Linked DNA regions of Homo sapiens: region 2 is linked to region 1. The links are chromatin contacts, found by Hi-C or POLR2A ChIA-PET in ENCODE. All regions are on one chromosome and are shown on one strand. The core of a region is the stretch at or near the end of the contact, and the rest is flanking DNA. Distances in the headings are between cores, read along the strand shown. Region 1 overlaps FAM227B (family with sequence similarity 227 member B). Region 2 overlaps GALK2 (galactokinase 2).

Evidence for each region. A loop is a pair of places that touch in the nucleus more often than their neighbours do. ChIA-PET counts read pairs that join two places held with the same protein, here RNA polymerase II (POLR2A). Pooled maps may share reads with other maps.
Region 2: a loop to region 1 is called in a pooled map, with 6 times the contacts of the local background. The contact joins two enhancer-like sites. A Hi-C loop is called at or near these places in 6 of 50 pooled maps. POLR2A ChIA-PET finds 5 or more read pairs at or near these places in 2 of 52 experiments (Panc1 and activated T-cell).

What each region holds. Positions count from the first base shown.
Region 1 is chr15:49,470,038-49,474,438 of GRCh38, forward strand. All of the region lies in intron 11 of FAM227B (family with sequence similarity 227 member B), which reads right to left. All of the region lies in intron 2 of FGF7 (fibroblast growth factor 7), which reads left to right. Among named protein-coding and RNA genes, the nearest start is that of FGF7, 49 kb to the left of the region's middle. RefSeq lists an enhancer at 2,022-2,071. Within about 2 kb of position 1,839, at least 2 of the 41 ENCODE cell types and tissues checked have a DNase peak (open chromatin) inside an H3K27ac peak, as active enhancers do.
Region 2 is chr15:49,233,828-49,238,177 of GRCh38, forward strand. GALK2 (galactokinase 2) reads left to right here. Exons shown (of 10, transcript NM_002044.4): 4 at 2,024-2,114. Among named protein-coding and RNA genes, the nearest start is that of GALK2, 66 kb to the left of the region's middle. Within about 2 kb of position 1,688, at least 6 of the 41 ENCODE cell types and tissues checked have a DNase peak (open chromatin) inside an H3K27ac peak, as active enhancers do.

The sequences.
Region 1 (4,401 bases), core at 589-3,088:
TCTCTGGTAAAATTTAAGCCCTGCATACAACCATAATCAAAATGGGACATTCTAATGTTGCTCCATCTTTTGAAGACCACGGTATTATGATCAAAGCGTGGAAAATGATGGAATTCTAAAATGTTACTGTAGATTGTAAATTAAAGAGGAAGACAGGGATAGAAAAACCACATGTGAGAATACTTTAAGTGGCACCTTATAATTCTTTAACACTGGGAACACTGAGTACATATTAAATATTTTTAAAATTAAAACACTATCATTATCACTATATTTTAAAAAGTCAGATATGAAATTTTTTGGTGCTGAGCAAATTTCTTTTTTATTACCAATAAGCAATTCTGTTGATCCTACATATCTAGTACAGCTACAATTTCACTGTGGATCTAGATCACAAAGTGATTTTCTTATGCCAAATTTAGGACAAGTATATACAAAACCACTATCACTTCAAACTTAATATCTTCATAAAAACTCCAACACATTATCACTCCCACCTAGTAAAAATAGCATCCCCTTAACTTTTATGATACCTTAATTCTCAAAATGACCTGTGTTTGAAATGATATTTGACTTCTCTAACTTCTTTTGCTTTAGCCTCAACATCCATTGGGCCTGGAAGTTGAAAAAATGGGCATAGCAAGAGGAATGTGTAAATGTGATAGAAATAATTTGGATCATTGCTGTTAAGTATAAATGAGTATTTGTGATCTATCATATTTGCTGAAGTTTGACATTAAGGTGGTACATTCCAGTATTATGTATCACTTTCTAGAAGATCAATGAAGTAGAAATGCAGTGACAAGGGTGTCATCTAGAAAGAATGAAAAGAAATACATCCAAGAACTCAAACAGCTTGCTGGGAGAAATTCCAGGATGTAAGGACACCAAGGGAACTACTGCAGCCCACCTGGAACATATTTGTTGTGTTTGTTCCACATCTTGTGCCTGAGATGGTTACCAATTCATGTATAATATAAACTGTTTTTCTTGAGTAGATGTGAAAGTGAAAAGTCTTGTTGATACTCTTTTCTATGCTACAGCTTATTAGAAAAGATAAGTACTTTTAAAGGGAGTAGAAAAACTAATTCAGAAAGGAAGCCAAGAAGAAAAATTCTAAAGAGGCTAGGGAATCCAAACCATCATTAAGAATATGGCAAATGTGAGGCCGGATACAGTGACTCGTGCCTGTAATCCCAGCACTTTGGGAGGCCGAGGTGGGTGGATCACCTAGGTCAGGAGTTCGAGACTAGCCTGGCTAACATGGCAAAACCCCTCCTCTACTAAAAATACAAAAATTAGCTGGTGTGGTGGCACAACCTGTAATTACAGCTACTCAGGAGGCTGAAGGAGGAGAATTGCTTGAACCTGAGAGGCGGAGGTTGTAGTGCACCTAGATGGCGCCACTGCACTATAGCCTGAGCTACAGAGTGAGACTCTATCTCAAAATAATAATAATAATAATAATAATAATAATAATAATAATAATAATAATATGGCAAATGTAATGAATTTATATACAGAAGAAAGATGACAGATATGTAGAGTACTGAACATAGTTAAGTAATCAATGACTTGTTTTATTCAAAAATGGAAAGTTATGATTTTCTAATCAAGAATGGCGAATCTGGTCTTTTTGAGAGTGACAACAGCATCTCATGCTTTATGTAACAATAATGAGCATCCAGAAAAGCTAGCTGACATTAGGTAATTTCTTGGCTAGGAAGCAGCTGAACACAGGTTTGACAGTTTGCTGAGTGGGGAGCTGTGGTCTTCCTGACACGTGTATCAAGATCTAAAGGGCAGCCAGAAAAGACGTATCAAGCTAACTAAATGCTGACACATGCAGGAATAAATGACAGCACCGGAAGAAACTTGGAATCCCTCGTGACAGTGAAGTTCTGGATAAGAAAGTGAAAGACATGACAGCACAGGTGTTGTTTTCATTTTTTCTTCTAGTTTTATCTCATGACTTTAGAAGTGAAAAAAAAAAAAAAGCTGTGAAAGTAAACACCTGGCCATTAACAACAGTGTTGAAAATAAGACTTGTCTTTCTGGCTGTTAGCTTAGAATAACTGAAAAAATAGGCTCCTGGAGTTTTATGTACATTTTATGAAGAACGCATTTGAAGTAAAGTGAAATTGGGGTGCATTAGTTAAGATTCAGTTTGGCTTAAAAAATTGTTTATTTCTCCATGCAATAAACATCTGGAGGAGTGACAACTCTGCTCCACAAAAACATCTGGAAGTTTCCAAGTCCATTTAGCTCACCGTTCCATAATCTCTTTGTTCTCATAACCCAAGGTAGAATCCAAATTCCAGCAGGAAGGTGGAATAAAGTGATTAAAAGTGAGCATAAAGGGCTTCTGCTGGGTACCTTTTATGGAAGACTTTTGGAAGTTGCCATAGGACACTTCAGTTAAATCGCATCAGCTAAAACTTGGTCACATGGCCACATTAAGCTGCAAAAAAGACTGGGAAATGGAAAGTTTATTTTGTGCAGTCAGCTAAAAATTCTATTGCTATGGAAAAAGGAGAGAATAAAAGTTGGGAACAATTAAAAGTCTTTGCTCAGAAAGTTGGGGAGAAAAATGCGTACATATGATTGAAGGAATGAACATCACAATGAATGACATTATACTGTCATAAGCTTGAAGACTTAAGGGGCAAAGATATGACAAGAAGAGAATAGAAAGCTTATTATGCCTCATAAGAAAAGGGCTAGAATCAAAACGTGTAACTTCAAATGGGTAGAAAAAAAGCACAGATGTAATGATAAATAGTAGATGGAAAAGTTACATGACATTACAGATGAAGACATTTCCCAAATTTGCTAATGACAAATAAGAGAAAGGAGTATCTAATTTTTTGGGTACCATACATTTTAATATACTCATGTATCAGTTATTTGTGATTTATTCCATGCCAAATTATAAACAGAATTAAAGTGGCTGAATTAAAACTCACCATTTCTTAAGCAATTGTATGTGGACCACTCATGTTTCCAAAGGTACTTGGGGGATTAATTTAACTAAAGGCATACTGTAATCTTTTTTCAACTGAATATTTTTTAAAAACATTTTTGTATTTTTTCAATTTAGAAAAGAATGGTTTGAGTGCCTCCACAAACATATCAAATATGAATGCCAGGAATTTAGAAAGATGAGACAGATTTACTCACAGTTTAGTTAACTCATCCTTTTGTCATTTAATGAAGTCATGATGATGTTCACTATTATATAAATAAGTTCATTCATTGTCATATGCTGCTAAATTTATAACCTTAACAAACCATTGGTTAACAAGAGAAAGTATAAAGAACATTGAGTTAAATATAAGTTATTAGAAGCATAAAATAACTCCAAAATTCGCTTTTATTTTTTAAATTGATGTATATTTGACAATTTACAGTTAACTTTTAGATAATTTTCTTCAGATCACTACAGTCCTAGTGCCAAGAATGGGTCTGGCAATAAACACTCAGTAAATACTTGTTAAATAACTTGTATGTTACAGAAAATATTGTGACAATCATATTGGAGTTGGTCTCACGTTTTGGAGGGGTATAATGACTCTCTACCCCAGCAATATTTTATTTATGGAGCACTATTTACAAATAGAAGAATAAAACTATTTCTCTTATTTCAACATTTGGAAACCAAAGAAATTGTAAAAATAAGTGAGCTAATTTTTTTAAAGCATAGAAAGAATTTTAATGATTAGATTCCAAAACTAGATTTTGTCATCTTTGATGTTATAACATTTATATTTCAACATATATTTATTTAACTCACTTTTAATTCTACACATGCTGTATGAGGTCATTTTAAAATGTATTTTTTCAAAAATCATGAGGTTTTTAAAAACATAATTAATGTAAAGAAAATGAGGAACATTCATCATTTGTTGCAGGGGAACAGTTGACATTTGCCTTTATATATAATACATATTTAAACAAACTTTATAATATAACCTTGAAAAATATACTAACCTAAAACAAAATGTATTTTTGATAGGCGAACTTTTTATTATATTCAAACTCTAAAATAATGACAGGATTTAAAATATTTTTAAGGAGATGGTGAGATTGTATTACTGTAAAATACATTTATGGTCTATATCAAGGAAAATAATGAACACTATTCTGTCTTAGGCTATCTATATCAGCCCAGTTCTTGCTGAGATACTTATTTTTAGTAAATAATGTAGCTGGTAAAGAGTCTGGAATTCATACCGTATGAGAAAGGGCCAAAGAAACTAAGGATAATGGGAAGCATGATCAATGTCTTCACCTCTTTCAAGGGCTGTTATGTGGAAATGGTATTGATTTATTCTGCATAGCTTCAGAGGATATATTCACGTATAATTGGTAACACAATCAGAGCTACTTGTAAATGTAATG
Region 2 (4,350 bases), core at 438-2,937, 240 kb before region 1:
CTCTCAGCCACGTATGCCACCCAGTATTATTATCACGTGCCATTACTGTTTGGTAGTTATTTATGTTCATGTCATCTTGGCTAGATTGTGAACTTTTAAAAGGCAAGCCTTCTGCCTTTTACCTTTATATTCCCATGCATGCTTTGTATGCTTAAGTGGTTAGCCACTTAATATATTTTAAAAGAGATAATGTATCCATGTTATTGAGTTAAAATAATCCATGGAAGGCATCTATTACAATGATTGGCATATAGTAGATATTTAGTCAGTTATATTAGAGCACTCAGTCAATATGGGGAATTTTGCTTCATTTCCTCCTCTTTAATTGATTCTCCCATTTCACATACATTGTCCTTCGGCTGATTTTAGGAGCCTATTTATTTATCTGCCTATTTTTCATTTTGAAGTATTTTTTTTGACTTTCAAAGAAGACACAAGAATAGCATAAGGAAATCCCACATTCCATGGATGTATGCTTAGTATATTGTATCAAGGAGGCACAAAACATCCCTTTACTGGTGGTGTTAATTTTGATCATTTGATTAAGGTGGCATCTGTCAGATCTTTCTACCATAAAGATGCTATATTTCATGCTGTTAATAGAGAAAAACCCTAGGCTGGGTAATTATAAAGGAAAGAGGTTTAATTGACTCACAGTTCCATATGGCGGGGGAAGCCTCACAATCATGGCAGAAAGCAAATGAGGAGCAAAGTCACATCTTACATGGCAGCGGGCAAAGAGAGCATGTGCAGGGGAACTCCCCTTTGTAAAACCAGCGGATCCCATGAGACTTATTCACTATCATGACAAAAGCACAAGAAAGATCCACCCCCCATGATTCAGTTACCTACCATCAGGTCCCTCCCACAACGTGTGAGAATTATGGGAGCTACAATTCAAGATGAGATTTGAGTGGGGACACAGCCAAACCATATCAGATACTTTTTTTTTTTTTTGAGACGGAATCTTGCTCTGTCGCCCAGGCTGGGGTGCAGTGGCACGATCTCAGCTCACTGCAACCTCTACCTCCCGGGTTCAAGCGATTCTTCTGCCTCAGCCTCCTGAGTAGCTGGGACTACAGGCTCCCACCACCACACCCAGATAATTTTTGTGTTTTTAGTAGAGACAGGGTTTCACCATATTGGCCAGGCTTGTCTCGAACTCCTGAACTTGTGATCCGCCTGCCTTGGCCTCCCAAAGTGCTGAGATTAGAGGTGTGAGCTGCTGCGCCTGGCCCAGATACTATGTTTTTCCATTGTAGTTCATAAGTGTCTGGTGGGGAAATACTGTAAATATCTTGCTTCTCATCACATTTTTACTAAGTTTAGCCCAGTTTAGCCAGTTTATTAAGTTTAACAGTCCATTGATGATTGTTTCCTGAAACAAATTATCATACAGTTTACCATGTAGTGACTTTTCTATTCACATCATTCCTTCTATATCTATTAGTTAGCATTTTACCATAATAAAGAGTTTTTCTTTCCTCTTCATTTAGCTTTGTATTCATTTGTTAACTTACATTAGTATAGACTCATGGAATCTTATTTTGTTAAATTGATTATGCATCAAAATCATCATTTTGTTTATTTGTTTTTTTTTCTTAAATTGTGCAGATGGTAAAATTGGATGGGTGGCAGAGATGGCTTTGAGTACTCTTGTTTCAGTTTGGGGGTGTGCCAAACAGCAGGCCCAGAGGATAAGCATTCATGTGGTTTACACCAGTTTAACAAGGACCAACATGAAAGAGAAAATAGTTGTAGATTACTCTGAAATATATTGTTTCCTCTGTGTTTCAGGAAATAAAAAGGGTCAGTTGGAGGTAGTTTAGTCACTAAGGCCACTGCAACTTCCTCTCTTAACTCTTAGCAGCTGGAGATGTTTTGCTGTAGACACACAGTTTGAACATAAAAGGTAAAGGAGAGTCAGTATCGCTGTGTTGGCACAAGATGGCAGCAGTCATCCATTGATTTTGCAGCTCAAGGCCTACAGATTTTAAATTAATGGTGTCTTTTGTCTTCGCAGGGACTTCAGTACTAGTGCTAATAACATCCAGATTGATAAAACCAAGCCTTTGTGGCACAACTATTTCTTATGTGGACTTAAAGGAATTCAGGTAAATTGGTTTATAAGGCACTTACTACCAGTTGAGATTATCATGTGTATTCTGTCAGATTTATTTTATTTACTACATCTTTTTCATCTCCTTACAGTACTAACCGATGCTTCTGTTCTATTTTGCTAGTTTGTGTTTCAGAGAGTGGGGAAGATATGACTGTTTTGGGGTGGTGTTCACAGGGGGCAGTAGTGGTTTTTATACAGCTGGCTGTTCATAAATAGGTGCATCTGACAAACATCTGTCTGGTTTTAAAATCTTTGTTTAAACATACTTTTGAGGATATGTTTTAATACTATTATTTACATTTATACTTGGGATGTATAGGGGTATACTGTAATAGGATTTAGAGTCAGCCCAGGTTTGAATCTGGGCTCTTCTCAGCTGTGGTAATTTAACCTCTTAAGTCTCAGATTTATCCATAAAATGATGTCATTGCTATCCTGACAAAGAGTTGTTAAAAGAATTACATAAAGCTTGATGGTAGCCATTTAATAAATGGTAGCTAGTATTGTTATTGCTACTTCAGATGGGATTAAAAAAAGATATAATGAAATGTATTAGTATAAGTATTTTCCAAGAAACATTGAATAATTACTTTGAAAATCTCTAATGTTACATACAAGAACAAGAAAATAAAATGTTTTCACTCTCATAATTGAAAAAGTATCAAGGACCAAAAGAAAATTGATATTTGCTGTTTTTAGAGCCACTTTTATATTGCAATAATTATTTTAGATGTAGTGACTTGCATAGAATCATAGTAGGACAATAAGAAGTAAATTTTGCCTTTGTGAGCTAAAAGTAAACAAACAAACTGACCCATGTTTTAGAGAGCTTGTGTTCCTTACTGCCTGGCAGTCCTATCTGAAACTTTGTAATGAGCAGCTAGGACTTAGTGGCACATCCATTACAGAAATACATCAAATTTATTTCTAATGTGTAGTCCTATACTGTAACAGTGGTGGTTTTTGTTCTTAAAGTTAATGAATTCATTTCTTTCTTTCTTTTGTGTTTTCCTTTCTCTCAGACACATGGTAATAACTTACAGGAAAAGTTATTGGCAGGTTTTAAATCTTCAAATCATCTGGCTTATCATATGCATTAGTGGGAATTACAGTATTTGGAAGCATTTGCCTGGCAAATGCAATTTTAATCTTCCTTGTAACAACATGCCTTTTTGCAGCATATGGGTAAAGTGGCCTAAATAATGCATGTTGCTTTGTGTTATTTTTGAGCATTTCAGGTTTTAAAGCCTTCCTGTTTGGTTTGACAATTTATGTGCAAAAGCAAACTTATACAATGAACTTTTGGCAGAAAGGTAATTTAAATGCTAGCCTGTTCAGAAACTTTCAAATTCAAATACTAGAAAGTTTCAGAGAATAATTCACTTATATTACATTGAACATGTTATCCTTTTGGCATAGAGCTATTACAGAATGTGGCATATACCCATTTGCATTTTGAATTTGTTATACATTTTCATTTAAACATTGCATAATACGTTGTTTTTTGTTTTTGTTTTTTTGTTTTTGTTTTTGTTTTTGTTTTTTGAGACGGAGTCTTGCTCTGTCGCCCAGGCTGGAGTGTAGTGGCGTGATCTCGGCTCACTGCAACCTCTGCCCCCGGGGTTCAAGCGATTCTCCTGCCTCACCCTCCTTAGTAGCTGGGATTACAGGTGCCTGCCACCGCGCCTGGCTAATTTTTGTATTTTTAGTAGAGACGGGGTTTCACTATATTGGCCAGGCTGGTCTTGAACTCCTGACTTCGTGACCCACCCGCCTCGGCCTCCCAAAGTGCTGGGATTGCAGGTGTGAGCCACTGCGCCCGGCTGATAAGTTCTTAAGTGTGATTCCCACTCAAGACACCTGTGTTTGATCAGTTTATATTAAATATATTGTATTCTTCAATTTTTTTTTTTAAACAAGCTGTCTGATATTCTGTATGAAAGGGCATTGGCAACAGTAGAGTTTCAGTTTATAGTTTGTTTGTATATCTGGAAGGAAATTTTTAGATGACTTGAAATCAGGAAGAGAAGTACACCCAGCTAAATTTCTTCTTATTGTGGTGCGAGAATTTTGCTAGCTAGGACAGACAGACAAAAAATTAAGGAAAAAGGTCTTTTATTTGCAGAATTTTGTTGTTATTTTAGTTATTCTAGCTAGCTGATTGAAATTCTCCCTTGTATAATAGGTATGATGAAATGCATAATTAGGTAATAGTATTTCATATGTTA